Linked DNA regions of Mus musculus: region 1 is linked to region 2. Evidence: chromatin loops called from intact Hi-C (ENCODE). Cell type or tissue: heart. All regions are shown on one strand.

Evidence for each region. A loop is a pair of places that touch in the nucleus more often than their neighbours do. Peaks named below come from ENCODE experiments on the same cell type or tissue, not always from the same donor. Only the 100,000 strongest peaks of a DNase experiment are listed, where the experiment ranks them.
Region 1: a loop joins it to region 2, with 2.1 times the contacts of the local background. A loop is called at or near these places in 2 of 42 quality-filtered maps.

Annotation. Positions count from the first base shown.
Region 1 is chr3:18,213,112-18,218,111 of GRCm38, forward strand. All of the region lies in intron 1 of Cyp7b1 (cytochrome P450, family 7, subfamily b, polypeptide 1), which reads right to left. Among named protein-coding and RNA genes, the nearest start is that of Cyp7b1, 28 kb to the right of the region's middle. In heart, no CTCF peak of the experiment used is centred here; a DNase peak (open chromatin) is centred at 2,490.
Region 2 is chr3:18,046,668-18,051,667 of GRCm38, forward strand. No RefSeq gene overlaps it. Among named protein-coding and RNA genes, the nearest start is that of Bhlhe22, 5.2 kb to the right of the region's middle. In heart, a CTCF peak has its summit at 3,094 (motif pointing right); a DNase peak (open chromatin) is centred at 4,094; H3K27me3 peaks cover 2,002 bases.

The DNA of each region.
Region 1 (5,000 bases), 170 kb after region 2:
TGATGGATTCCATAGCTAGTGAAAGAACATTCTGTTTCTTTCCTTTACCAGTAAGAGTACATCATTTTTCCTTAACTCCCCTTTACCCTCATTTTCCTTTAAGCCCCACAATTGCCTGATAGCTTTTCCTTTTAAACAGGGGACAGCAAACATTTGCAAACTTTTTTTTTTTGGTTTGTGAGCCAAAAAACAAAAGCAATCATAGTGTGTTGATATTCGCATATAATGGAAGGAATGCCATCTTCACTTATCTGTCATCCATGACATTATAAGTATAAAAATTTAGTAAAACTTTATTTTCTGATGCAGGCTTAACTAATACACCTGAAATTAATGAGATTAAAGGAATGAAATTCTTTCAGTGGATTATTTAACTTACAGTTCATAGCCTTCAGTCACCAGATTACATTTATGTAAAAGAACAAAAACATCCCTGGACTGCACAGTGAACAAAGGCACAGAGGCTGGGTTTGCTGAGCCACAGGTTACAGTTTGCTGACTCTGAAGCTAGGAAAAGAAGAGGGTCAAGGAAGCTGCGAAGTTGAAGAGGAAGTGAGGAGTCACAGGCAGATAGGACAAACTTTAATCATCAGAGGCTAATAGACAGGCAGTCTCCTGCACGCACTCAGGAACATGCTAGCACAAGCAGCTCACACGTAGCAGGGTACAAGCATACACAGAGACAGCTACAGTGGCCTACAGGCCGACAGGAAAAGGAAGAGCTTGTGACTTAAGGTCATACAAAATCCACACAAGGTGGCCAACCATTGTATATAATGAATAATATGACTATTTAGGGTTTCCTGTATATTCAGTATCAGTTGTGATGAGCTGATTCATGGTCTCATTGATATCTTGTGTCAGTAATATTTTAGTTCACTCCCCTTGGATACCCATGTTGTCTAAATATACCCTGATTGTTATGGCCCTCTGCTCTCTACTCTGACTCCAGCTCTACACAGCTATGCCATTTTGCCACTCTGTCTATACTTGATCCCTGGCAATTTCAAAGCAGGCAACTAGGAAGAGACTGTCTGGCTTCCATGATATCTCACATCTGAATTTCCTAATTTCCTTTTTTAAAAATCCTAAATGGAAAGCCCTGTTTCTTAGTTAAGTGTAGGTAAATTCAGCTTTATGTCCAAGTAGAATTTAGAGTGTATAACATGCCATGTTCCTTAAAAATAAAGCAGAATCCAGAACTGTAATTATCCTGGGTCTGCACAAGAATAGGCCACCAACAGCCAGTCACAGATGGAGGAAGGGCCCAGGGATCCCTAAAGACTATAGTCATCTTCTATTGTGTACGCATTGGTGCCCCCACCGGATTCTAACTGATACTACTCGGAATCTAATTGTCATATTGATAGTGGTCAAACTACGGAAGTGGCGAGACAAACACCGAACTAATGAACTTAGGAAAGGGACTGATGGGGAGGGAAAAGTTGTTAGAAATGCAGAGAAAGAAGAGAGGGTAGGGACAGAGAATAAGCAGAACATGTTATACACCTGTATTAAATTGTCAAGCTGCAATTCAATAAAATGAAATAGAGCTGAAAATGTTTTTTAAATTCATATGGAATTCATTGTGAAATAGGTGTTTGATATTTAGTGTAGAGTTTATGCATGAAATATGGCCAAATCTGTGTTTGTTATAATCTCAACATTGTATAGCCAATTTACTTCTGATTATATTTTTCCTAAAACTTTGTATCTACCCTCCTTTTCCTCAGACTCTTCTGAGTGCTTCTTCCTGATTATAGATAGATTATTATAATGTGAGTAAAATAAACATAGTGTCCACATGCAGGAAAGCACAGTGAGGAGAAATACTTGTTAAATTGTCACTAGTGAAACATAGATTTAGATTTCATAATTAGGAAGAAATATCAATATATAAATACAGTGAACGAAAAATACTGACTTAAAGTCCTTCGTCCAAATGGAGAATCAACATTCAGCAACTGTTTATGATCAGGACTTGTCTTGGAAGTAGAATAAGTCTATGAAGGAGAAGAGGAGAACAGTGCAGGATGGATGCTTGAGATCCTGTCCTCCACCATCAGGTAGTGAACACCAAGGGAGCCTACTAAATACTGAAGGAACAGAAACAGTGGAAAGCGCGCCCTCCCACTAGCAGCTCTCAACCTGCCTGTGTGGGCTCCACATAATAGCATTCAGCTGGGAAAGGTCAGCAAAAGACCTCAAAACTCACAGCCATATTTCATAAATACAAATGCCACGAGGCAGTGATCTCGATGTTCCTTTTCTTTGTGCCTTTGAAGATGTTTATTTTTATGTTTCTGGACACGAAGAAAAATGGGGCTTCCTAGCCCTTGCTGAGGCAGAGGACATTTTCTAAGAACTTTCGGTCTTGCTGACTGTCAGAAACGCAGCTCTGATTCAGAAATCCACGGGGATTTCCAGCAGTTTTTGTGGAGACCCGCCAGGGCTCCAGCTCACTCACTCGCAGGATGTTGACAAATCTGAGACCCAGAAGTGAGCACATTTTATAGAGTTCCAGGCTGGGTGCTGAAGCAATGGCCCAACAAGAGCCAAGCCATTCTGTCTATACCAGTCAAACAGCCTGGGAAATGTAGACTGTGGGTTTGTAAAAACATTGGAGCCAGGGAATTCCAGCTCAGTTGCTCACTGGGAGTGGCCTTAAGGACCAGAGACTGGCTCCCTAGACAAGCTCTCTGTGAGGGCAGCAGAAGGAAACCAACTTCCCAGAATAGGTTAAGAGTCTGACACATAGTTGATACTCAATAAAATGGGGCTATTAATGCTCAGTGTGCTTCTGTTCCCACAGATTCATAACATACAAACCAGTCTTTTAATGAAAATGTGTGGATGATAGGGAGTGGCAGGGTGAACCTGTAATCCCAGCACTAGGAGAAGATGGCAGCATTCGTGGGCTTCTAGGTCAAGTAGTCTAGCCAGCCAGAAAGCTCCAGGTCCCCTGAGAAACCCTCAAAACGGAAGATCTGATGTCCACCTCTGGCTCCACATATGCCTGTGTGACTGTTCACATTATATAACACATAAACACACAAAAAGAAAGAAAAGAAAAGTGAAAAACCAGTAACTGTTTTGATATTTCCTTTCCTGTTTTCTTCTTTTTCTTTCTTTTTTCCTTTCTTATAGAGACAAAGAACATGAAGTTGGGAGGGTATGGAGATGAAGAGATCTGGGAGGATTGGGGAAGGGGAAAGAAAATCGTCAAAATATACTGTATAAAACATTTAAGTCAATATGACCCCTCGGAGCTCGTGTCTCTAGCTGCATATGTAGCAGAAGATGGCCTAGTCGGCCATCACTGGAAAGAGAGGCCCATTGGTCTTGCAAACTTTATATGTCCCAGTACAGGGGAATGCCAGGGCCAAGAAGTGGGAGTGGGTGGGTGGGGGAGTGGAGGGGGGAGGGTATAGGGGACTTTTGGGATAGCATTGGAAATGTAAATGAAGAAAATACCTAATTAAAAAAATTTAAGTAAATAAATACAAGGCAGCAAAACCATAAACAGGTGCCCTCATTCACTTCAACACAGTTCACAACAGACAGTTTAAGCACACAGTAACATATCCATCTTTTATAAAGAAGGAACTCTTGTGCACATCCCACAACTTAATGTAGAGAGCACAAGACTAAATGCAAGCATGGATACAGAAAGACAAACATACAACAGCAATGGTGTGTGCATAACATTTCATTTCTTTTCCTTAGATATTTTCTTTATTTACATTTCAAATGTTATCCTCTTTCCTAGTTTCACCCCCCCCAAAGACCCCTCCTATCCCCTGCCACCTCCCTGTGCTCACCAACCCATCCACTTTCACTTCCTGGCCCTGGCATTCCCTTATACTGGGGCATAGAACCTTCACAGGACCAAGGTCCTCTCCTCCCATTGATGACTGACTAGGCTATCCTCTGTTACATACGCAGCTAGAGCCATGGATCCCATCATGTGTTTTCTTTGGTTGTTGGTTTAGTCCCAGGGAGCTCTGGAGATACTGTTTAGTTCATGTTGTTGGTCCTCCTAAGGGACTGCAAACCCCTTCTGCTCCTTGGGTACTTTCTCTAGCTCCTTCATTGGGGACCCTGTGTTCAGTCTAATGGATGGCTGTGAGCATCCACTTCTGTATTTGACAGGCACTGGCAGAACCTCTCAGGAGACACTATATCAGGCTCCTGTCAGCAAGCTCTTGTTGGCATCTGCAATTGTGTCTAGATTTGTTGGTTATTTATGAGATGGATCCTCAGGTAGGGCAGTCTCAGGATGGTCATTCCTTCAGTCTCTGCTCCACACTTTGTCTCTGTAACTGCTTCCATGGGTATTTAAAAAGGTAACCAACAGATTGGAAAAAGATCTTTACGAATCCTAAATCTGATAGAGTGCTAATATTCAAAATGTACAAAGAACTCAAGAAGTTAGACTCTAGAAAATCAAATGGCCCTATTACAAAATGGGGTACAGAGCTAAATAAAGAATTCTTAACTGAGGAATACCGAATGGCTGAGAAGCACCTTTAAAAATGTTTAACATCTTTAGTCGTCAGGGAAATGCAAATCAAAACAACCTTGAGATTCCACCTCACACCAGTCAGAATGGCTAAGACCAAACACTCTGGTGACAGCAGATGCTGGCAAGAATGTAAAGGAAGAGGAACACTTCATTGCTTGTGGGACTGCAAGCTGGTACAACCACTCTGGAAATCAGTTTGGTGGTTCCTCAGAAAATTGGACATAGTACTACCTGAGGACCCAGCTATACAACTCCTGGGCATATACCCAGAAGATATTCCAACTGGTAATAAGGACGCATGCTCTACTATATTCATAGAAGCCTTATTTATAATAGCCAGAAGCTGGAAAGAACCCAGAATGGATACAGAAAATGTAGTACATTTACACAATGGAGTACTATTCAGCTATTAAAAACAATGAATTTATGAAATTCTTAGACAAATGGATGGATCTGGAGGATATCATCCTGAGTG
Region 2 (5,000 bases):
AAAACTTGGGGTTTTTTTGTTTGTTTGTTTGTTTTTCTTTGTTTGTTTGTTTGTTTTTTTACCTTGTGCAGAAAGGCCTTTCTTTGCTTGCTGTCTGTAAAACTGTCTTTATAGAATAGTGTTCTTCACTCACACAACATGTATTTCCAAATTTATAGGAAGCCTAATTATTGAGTAAAATTTATCTTGAAGAATAACGAAGCACACTAGAAATAGCTGAGATTAAAAAAAAAACACATTATTCAGACAAGCATTTTTTTTTCTCAATGAAAATCATCATCTTAGCTGGTGACAAAAGGCAAGAGAAGTAATAGATTAATAGATTTATACCTTTGCCAGGCACTGTCTTCATATATCTCATTAAAAATTAATTCTAGATGGTTTCTTTGAGATGAGTTCTCTTGTTTAACTGAAACTGTCTGATGGGCCATAGGCAAAGGAGAAACCTGCAGCATTGATACAGCCAACCAATAGGACTTTGATACAAGCTTCGCACTAACAATGGCTACATCCAATGACTCAACCATGGCCCATTCTTTGAAAAGTGCTCTGAAACCTGCCAGTACTACAAAGTTATGATAGAAAAAAAAAGTCAATAAAATAGAAACCAAGAATAAACTATCAGATGAAATATCACTGAACCTGTCCAGGCGGAATAGTCCAAGAAATACAATATCGTATTGAAATTAAACTCGTGTCACCTTAGAAACAGTTTCACAGCCTCCATTGATTAATCCTACAAGGAAGTCAGAAAAGGCGTGATTAATAGGCCCATTCTCCTCTTGAACGTAAGTAAGGCCAAGGAAATTGTCAAATATTACATATTAAGATACTAATGTGCTGTAGATATGCTATTCTGTTAATGCTATTCTTATCTTATTAAATAATTCACAGAGCAGTGCAATCAAGTCCTACAGATGTGAATTTACAAATTTCTTAAAAGAAACATACTGCCTCTATGACAGTCCTTCCCATGTGTTCTATATATACATACTCTATACCTTTGGATTCAAATACATATATTTCCTTTTCTGCCAATTGCTTTCTTTTAATTTTTTTTCATGAGCTTTGTTCTTACAAATATAGGAAGGAAGTAAAAATATAAACAATGTTTCTAAAAAAAAATCTGAATGTCTCATCCACAGCAAGAGTGGTTTTGTTCCTGCTGTTGTTGTTTTGTTTTGTTTTGACATCAAGTCAGTTTGAAGAATGTATTCCTGTATCTATAGCACCTGCGTGGGGATGCCATTCTCCCAATGGGCATTGTATAAACTTAGGGTGTTGTAAGGTGTAGTCCTTCATAGATTAGGCAAGGACATTTTCATAAGAAGATGCCGTTTGGTATTGACACTCATTTCACCATGTCTTGCAGCTGTCAGTTCCTGTTTTGTATTTGTTAGCTTGAGCCCAAGTCTTGTGACATAGCCCTGGTTCTCTTAGTCCTGCTTCAGTTCCTGGGTATCCAGCTCTCTCTCTCTCTCTCTCTCTCTCTCTCTCTCTCTCTCTCTTTCTCCCCAATACATACATACATATATATATATATATATATATGTATATATATATATAATTTTAATTTAATTTATAATACTAACTTAAATACTGTACAAATTTACCACACACACATGTGATCTCTTCCTCCCTCCATGCCCTCTCCTGAGCTTCTCACCCTGTGTTCTGACCAGACAACTGAATCCATACTTTTCAGTGAAATGTATTAATAATACAGCCAAGTTAAAATTTCTTTAATATCGCTTAACATAATTATAGGCAACAATATCCAATTGGTAGAGTAGATCAGGTGACCACATCAAAAATGTTTTAGAGTGTGTCAAACTTATCCATGCTAACTTTCAAATTTTACTGTGAACAGCTCTGTAGCTAACCATCTGTTTATCTAGTTCCTCCTATATATAATCAAATTTCTTTCAAACAGGAGCTCTTACATTGACAGAGTAAACGAGTCCAAATATTTAGCTTAATAGATCTTCACTGTAATAAATAAAATTAATCTTTCACTGTAATGACATTTGCTTTTGACTGTTTGATCTGCTATTTTTGAAGGCTATTCATAATATTTTGTACACTACAAAAAGCATATCTACTTGTATTTGTGTTTCAAGCAGCTGGCCGGTGTATGCAATCATAAATGAGAAGTGTTTTAATAGGGGTATCATCTCTGGTTCTTTTTTTTTTCAAAGTTGAAAATGAAATCTAGCACTTTGGACATGTTAATCAAGCACTTTGTTACTCCATCAGCTATCTACCCCAGCCCTATCTTTGGACTTTACCAGTTTTTGATTTATTAATAAAAAGTGAGCTTTCTTAAAAATACACTTCAAAAATGCCAACTGTTAAGAATGGCCAATCCTAGTAAGCTTTTCTGGACACGTGTTACCCTAGATGACATTTCAGGAGCAAAGCCTAGATTGGCTGTTCTGCAGGACTGTATGGTGAGGAAACTGTTGCCTAGAGAACGTGAAGGTCTCTGAGGTGATGCGGCTGGATTACCTGCTGATGTTTGTTATGAGGATGCAAACATGTCTGGAAATATCACCTCTACTCCTACTCTTTTTCCACCAGAGGTGCTAGTCAACATACCTCAAAGCAGGGGGTGGAGGGCTGCTTCTTGACGACAATAGTCACATTTTGCAACACTGTGATAAATCATCTGAATAGTAACTGAACAGCTAAATATTAACCGAAGTGTTCATTCTTGACAGTACTTAAGATTACAGCATCCTTTGCATGAAATTGTTCAGTTTTACTTACAAATTAACATGTGATTTAATTTCTATGAAGACATTTTTTATTCAATTTACTAAATAAAATGTATTATAAATCACCAGAGAACTACATCTGAGTGTATAAAATGATGTATATGTAAAACTAGAACACAAACTTCTCTTTACAAATGATTAGTTTTGGGAATCATGACTAGAAGTATTTAATGGACATAGATGTCTAGATAACGCTTTTAATCATAACCAAGCTATCATTGAAATGACTTTTGAGGCATAAAATAAAATGGGTCTCTGGTACCTGGATATTTCAGGCTTTGGTATTCAAATGCTATCATACACCACGATATTCTCGTTTTTGTCAGGAGATGGCGCTGCAGGTTTTAAATAGCAGAGCTAAGGATCCCAAAGCCCCGTTAAATCTTTAGTTTTCTTATTTCTGGACAACCCCCCAAAATATCCACCACTTTTGTTCGAACTATTTTAAACATGTTCCAGAATGTTTTCCAATGTTATGAAGATAATGTTCAGGGGAGAGACTCCTATAACAGGACAAAGAAGTCTATAGTTACCGTTCCCAGGAGAATACATCCACATTGTATGTCTAAAGAAAGAGGACAGGGAATTCTTCATGAACTCTCTCCGCTACCTTTCTATTTATTTCAGCCATGAAGCTTAGGTCGTCCTCTAGGTGTTACCAGTGATAACTAGGCACCATAATATTCTCTTATTACACAGACTGCTTAACCTTGAAAATTGGAAACGTCCCCACAACGTGCTTGAACCGGTTTGAATGGATCCTGGAAAGGCTGCTTTTGGAGGCTGAAGGTTTCTGTCCAGCATCTATTCGAACTTAAACTACTTCCAGATTAGTGAGGAACGATGCCCTTTGTTGGAATCGATTAAGAGGAACTAGGTAGGTAGGTGAAGTTTGGAGCAGACCCCAACAATTCCAGATCGGAATTTGGGGAACTGGGTTGAGACTTTGGAGGGCTGCCAGAACTGTTTCATCTCGAACCACTGCCTGGTTCCTTCTTCTTCCGGAGGGAATCTCTTCAATCCGATAGGCATTCGCAGACCCAGTCTCTCCAAGTTCTTGAGAGGAAGCAAGCAAAAGGATGCTGAGAAACTTACCCTGGGAACTGAATGAATGTGGCTCTGTGTTACTGAGATCTCAAAGGACCAGGGGGCGGCAGACGTTGTTCAGCCACCCCAAGCTACAAGAAACACTGCAGGTTAGAGGAAGTAAATGCAGCTTCAAGGTCAAGGTGCCTCATCCTCGGGCTGGAGGACCACTGCCAGGAGCCCCTTGGCCTAGAGGGACTGGGATGCCGACTTCATCGCATTGTACTTGGCAGTTCAGGAGCAGTTCCTCAGAGCTGATCCCTGGGGGCTCAGTGGTTGCTGACAGACAGGACCTTCAGAGCCAGTGGGAGGACAGGGAAAAGCACACTTTCCAAGTCTGTCACATTCTTCCCACAGCTCTTACAGATTTAATTTTTCCCCCAGAGCGGCTTCAAGTTAAAGTTTACGTTTTTTCCCCCTCTAGTTTGTTTTTATTTTTCAAAGTGTTCTGAAATAGAGAAATTGAAACACTCAGACAGCCAGAGCCAGACTTCTCCTGGCTGCTTAATTTAGACAAGTCATAAAGTTATCAGAGATGCAGAAATACCACAACGAAATTTTTAGCATCTCACTTTAAAGGTAGAGTGAGTTCTATCATGATTCTGCTTGAGCTATTTCCAAATCCGAGCATAGAATGATCTCTAATAAATATAAGTTTGACCTACACATTACTTGGGGCTGCAACTCCACCCTCTAATTCCAATGCAGTGGTGCTTGCTGACTATTTTAGCCTCTATTGAAGGCTTTCAGAGTGTTTCCTCCCATAATAATAAAATTTGTTCATCTTTATGAGAGCTCTTTGATATGTATACATTTGGTATCCAACACTTAGCCGAAAATGTACCTTTCCTGATGCCAAGGAGCTTCACTGCGCCAGTCTAAACACAGGGGTACCCAGGAACTGTTTTCCCTGGGTGGTCCTACTTGTCCCACCTTGCCTCTGGCGCTTTCTAAAAGACCCGTCCCTTGTGTCTCTGGTTTCCCAAACCTCTTTCTTTGAAAAAAAACTGTGCAAGATAGAGTTTTCCTATAGATGCTTCAGGTCAGGTGTTAGAGCCCTGGTTGATTTCCCCAACCTCACTCTACAGGAGAAAGTTCTGGTTTGGACTTTCTCTTCTATTTTGGAACGTGCCTATT